2 separate regions of the Homo sapiens genome follow, and region 2 is linked to region 1. A link is a loop called in an ENCODE intact Hi-C map of the cell type or tissue named here. Cell type or tissue: Panc1. All regions are shown on one strand.

The links. A loop is a pair of places that touch in the nucleus more often than their neighbours do. Peaks named below come from ENCODE experiments on the same cell type or tissue, not always from the same donor. Only the 100,000 strongest peaks of a DNase experiment are listed, where the experiment ranks them.
Region 2: it touches region 1 in a loop (10-fold over the local background); 15 of 110 quality-filtered maps call a loop at or near these places.

What each region holds. Positions count from the first base shown.
Region 1 is chr19:54,769,858-54,772,357 of GRCh38, forward strand. KIR2DL1 (killer cell immunoglobulin like receptor, two Ig domains and long cytoplasmic tail 1) reads left to right here. Exons shown (of 8, transcript NM_014218.3): 1 at 1-27; 2 at 992-1,027. It overlaps LOC101928804 (a long non-coding RNA gene), which reads right to left and starts at 1,207. Exons shown (of 3, transcript NR_110738.1): 1 at 1,165-1,207; 2 at 884-1,080; 3 at 1-34. In Panc1, no CTCF peak of the experiment used is centred here; a DNase peak (open chromatin) is centred at 1,423.
Region 2 is chr19:54,831,176-54,833,675 of GRCh38, forward strand. KIR2DS4 (killer cell immunoglobulin like receptor, two Ig domains and short cytoplasmic tail 4 (gene/pseudogene)) reads left to right here and starts at 1,532. Exons shown (of 7, transcript NM_001281972.2): 1 at 1,532-1,623. The coding sequence starts at 1,590. In Panc1, no CTCF peak of the experiment used is centred here; no DNase peak of the experiment used is centred here.

The DNA.
Region 1 (2,500 bases):
TCTTGGTCGTCAGCATGGCGTGTGTTGGTGAGTCCTGGAAAGCAATAGAGGGAGGGAGTGAGGGGATGGAGATCTGGGCCCAGAGGTGGAGATATAGGCCTGGAGGTGGAGTTATGGGCCTGGAGTGGAGATCTGGGCCTGGAGTGGATATATGGGCCTAGAGATGGAGTGATGGGCCTAGAAGTGGAGATCTGGGCCCAGAGGTCGAGATATAGGCCTGGAGGTGGAGTGATGGGACTGTAGTGGAGATCTGGGCCTGGAGTGGAGATAGGAACCTGGAGGGGAGATAGGAACCTGGAGGGGAGATATGGGCCTGGAGGTGGAGATATGGGCCTGGAGTGGAGTCATGGGCCTGGAGGTGGAGTTATGGGCCTGCAGTAGAGATATGGGCCTGAAGTGGAGACATGGGCCTGGAGTGGAGATATGGGCCAGGAGTGGAGATATGGGCCTAGAGGTCGATATCTGGGCCTGGAGTGGAGATATGGGCCAGGAGTGGAGATATGGGCCTAGAGGTCGATATCTGGGCCTGGAGAGGAGATATGTGCCTAGGATGGAGATACGGGCCTGGGTGTGGAGATATGGGACTGGAGAGGATATATGGGCCTGGAGTGGAGATATGGGACTGGAGAGGAGATATGGACCTGGAGTGGAGATAAGGGCCTGGATTGGAGATATGGGCCCAGGGTGGAGATCTGAGCCTGGATTGGAGATATGGGCCTGGATTGGCGATATGGGCTTAGGGTGGAAATATCGGCCTGGAGTGGAGATATGGGCCTGGAGTGGAGATATGGGCTTGAGGTGGGGATATGGACCTGGAGGCTGGGTCTCTGCACAGCCGACAGCCCTGTTCTTGGGTGCAGGTAGGCACTGAGGGTGAGTTTACCTTCAGCCCAGGAAGGGCCTGGCTACCAAGACTCACAGCCCAGTGGGGGCAGCAAGGGTGCCCTGGTTTGCCTGCAGATGGGTCATCCATCATGATCTTTCTTTCCAGGGTTCTTCTTGCTGCAGGGGGCCTGGCCACATGAGGGTGAGTCCTTCTCCCAACCTTCGGGTGTCATCTCCCCACATAAGAGGATTTTCCTGAAATGGGAGGGAAGTCCTGTCAGGGAGTCTCTCATAAACTAGGAAGAAGGGACCCTGGGGTGCTGGGCCCACATTTCTGACCTTGCCTCCCTGGCCTTTCATTCCCTTGGCAGAGTCAAGTTCTGTGGGGACCAGGGTTAGACTACGGTGCTCAAAGCTGGGGTGTGTGGTGGGGAAGTGGTAGGAACAGCAGATCCTCTGAGGACAAAGGTGTTACTCACACACTTCAGCGTTTCCATGACGGTAGGGGCTGCAGTGTGGCTGCTGTCATTCTACCAGAAGAGGTGGGAAAACCACAGCCATGGCCCTGACATTCCAATCCTCTGATGGGGACTCAGTTGTTTATTTTCGTTCAGGCATCGGCTGATATTCCATTCTCAAAGGACATGCCCTCCACCCCATGTCTACCCTGTGTTGTTTTATGTGAGTAATCTTACAGTATTAAAATCTAGTAGGAGTCTCTTACTCAGCACTTGCTCAAAGTTCTCAGCTGACACTTTTGTTGTAGGGAGACACCTTGTGTTTGCGGGATGGGTCCTTCCTTTAGCCCTGGGCACCAAGGTGTGATAGCAGCCATAGAAACTTGGAAAGCGAGGAGAATCTTCAGAGCACAGGGAGGGAGGGGCGGCTCCACATCCTCCTCTCTAAGGCGGTGCCTCCTTCTCCCCACGGTGGTCAGGACAAGCCCTTGCTGTCTGCCTGGCCAAGCCCTGTGGTGCCTCCAGGACATGTGATTCTTCAGTGTCATTCTTATCTTGGGTTTAACAACTTCAGTCTGTAAAAGGAAGATGGGGTGCCTGTCCCTGAGCTCTACAACATAATATTCTGGAACAGCCTTTTCATGGGCCCTGTGACCCCAGCACACGCAGGGACCTATACATGTCGGGGTTCACAACCACACTACCCCAGTGGGTGGTCGGCACCCAGCAACCCCCTGGAGATCACGGTCACAGGTCAGAGGGCTCCTGTCTGGGATTCTCCTTGTCCCACCTCCTGAATCCCAGAGCTCCTGGTGGGCGTGTCCTTGCGGGTCCCATCATGCAAGTCCTGACTGTATTTGGGGTAAAGGGGGATTGAATACAGGGAAATGGGTGCTGTGGTGGGAAGAATAATTGTCCCCAGTGATGACTACATTCTAATCCCTGGAGTCTGTGACTATTTATGATATAGGGGAAGGGACTGAAGGAGAAGATGGAGCTCAGGTTGTTGATGAGTTGACCTTGAGATGGGGAGACAGCCTGGACTGTCCTGATGGGCTCAGTGTAGTCACAGGGGTCCACATGAAAGGAGGAGGAAGAGGGGAGTGGGGATTACAGCAGCATAATGGGAGTCTCCATCAGCTTTGAAGGTGGAGGAAGTCCAGGAGCCATGAATGCAGGTGGCCTATAGAGGCTGGAAAAGTCAAGGAACTGATTCT
Region 2 (2,500 bases), 61 kb after region 1:
GTGTAAATCAAAAATATTCAGAGAAAATGTCCACAAAGTTTCAAAATGCAAAACTATGTTGAATGGACACAAATGAGGCAGTGTGTAGGCTGTATCAGGAATTATAAGTAATCAAGAGATGATTTCATGTATACAGGAGGATGTGCATGGGTTATATCCAAATGCTGTGTCATTTTATGTAAGAGGCTTGAGCATCTGCAGATTTTGGTACCTGAGTGGAGATCCTGAAACCAATCACCCACGAATAGTAAAGGATGACCGTATATGACTTTTATTTCTCAATTTTAAATATAAATCATAAAAAATGTACAATAACTAGATAAAAAGTAAGAAGTGTTTTTATAGTGTGAGAATAAGTTTAGATTTATTTTTTCCTACGTGTAACCCTTTGGTTTAATATTATTTATTAAGAAGACATTCTATGCCACCTTAAACCACACGGCAGCCTTTGTCAACTCTAAAGGGACTGTGTGTACACGGATGTATTTTAGACACTGTTTCTGCTAAGGGGCTCTCTGTGTCCACACTCTTGAGGATGCTGCACTTCATGTAGCCTTATAAAACCCTTTAAATTTAGTAGCCAGAGCCCTCTAATTTGTTATTATAGGCTACTTGCTATTTTTTTTTCTTGAGGCGGAGTCTTGCTCTGTCGCCCAGGCGGGACTGTAGTGGAGCAATCTCAGCTCACTGCAACTTCCGCCTCCCAGGTTCAGGCGATTCTCGTGCCTCAGTCTCTTGAGTAGCTGGCGTTTCAGGTGCCTGCCACCAGGCATGGCTAATTTTTGAATTTTTAGCAGAGACGCGGTTTCACTGTGTTGGCCAGGCTGCTCTCAATCTCCTCATCTCAGTTGATCCGCCCACCTCGGCTTCCCGACCTGCTGGGGGAAACTTGATTTTCTATAGCATTATGTTACTGGATATTTCTGTAAAATTTAAAATGAGGGAGGCAGAGAGACAGAGAGAGAGCAAACTCCAGAGTTGGGACTCTGGAATCTTGAGTCATGAGACAAATTATAGATAAAACTACAAAAATCCAGAATTTACATGTGTGGTTTTTGCTGATAAAGTACAATTCTAAGATTGTAAATAATTGCATAATCCTTCCCTGGGAATTTAAATCATTTGAACTGGTTCTGCTGTAATACTAGAAATACAAGCATGAACAATTCTAATGGTTTATTAGTCACAATGACTCTGAAAACACTAATAATACCTATTAGATATTTTGCATATTACACAGGAAGAAGAGTTCGAATCTCAGATAAAAACAATAAAAATTCATGAAAAGTCTTTCATGTTAGCACAGATTTTAGGCATCTCATGTTTGGGAGGTTGGATCTAAGACATGTTTTGAGTTGGTCATAGTGAAGGACGCGAGGTGTCAATTCTAGTGAGAGCAATTTCCAGGAAGCCATGTTCTGCTCTTGAGCGAGCACCCACTGGGCCTCATGCAAGGTAGAAAAAGCCTGCGTACGTCACCCTCCCATGATGTGGTCAACATGTAAACTGCATGGGCAGGGCGCCAAATAACATCCTGTGCGCTGCTGAGCTGAGCTGGGGCGCGGCCGCCTGTCTGCACCGGCAGCACCATGTCGCTCATGGTCATCATCATGGCGTGTGTTGGTGAGTCCTGGAAGGGAATAGAGGGAGGGAGCGTGGGGATGGAGATCTGGGCCCAGAGGTGGAGATATGGGCCTGGAGGTGGAGTTATGGGCCTGGAGTGGAGATCTGGGCCTAGAGATGGAGTGATGAGCCTAGAAGTGGAGATCTGCGCCTGGAGTGGAGATCTGGGCCTGGAGTGAAGATCTGGGCCTGGAGTGGAGATATGGGCCTGGAGTGGGGATAGGAACCTGGAGTGGAGAGAGGAACCTGGAGGAGAGATAGGAACCTGGAGGGGAGGTAGGAGCCTAGGGTGGAGATATGGGACTGGAGTGGAGATATGGGACTGGAGTGGAGATATGGGCCTGGAGTGGAGTTATGGGCCTGGAGTGAAGTTATGGGCCTGGAGGTGGAGATACGGGCCTGGAGTGGAGATATGAGCCTGGAGTGGAGATATGGTCCTGGAGTGGAGATATGGGCCTGGAGTGGAGATATGGGTCTGCAGTGGAGTTATGGGCCTGGAGTGAAGTTATGGGCCTGGAGGTGGAGATATGGGCCTGGAGTGGAGATATGGGACTAGAGTGGAGATAGGGGCCTGGAGGTGGAGATCTGGGCCTGGAGTGGAGATCTGGGCCTGGAGTGGAGATCTGGGCCTGGAGTGGAGATATGGGCCTGGAGTGGAGATATGGGTCTGCAGTGGAGATATGGGCCTGGAGGTGGAGATATGGGCCTGGAGTGGAGTTATGGGCCTGGAGTGAAGTTATGGGCCTGGAGGTGGAGATATGGGCCTGGAGTGGAGATATGGGACTAGAGTGGAGATAGGGGCCTGGAGGTGGAGATCTGGGCCTGGAGTGGAGATATGGCCCTGGAGTGGAGATATGGGCCTGGAGTGGAGATATGA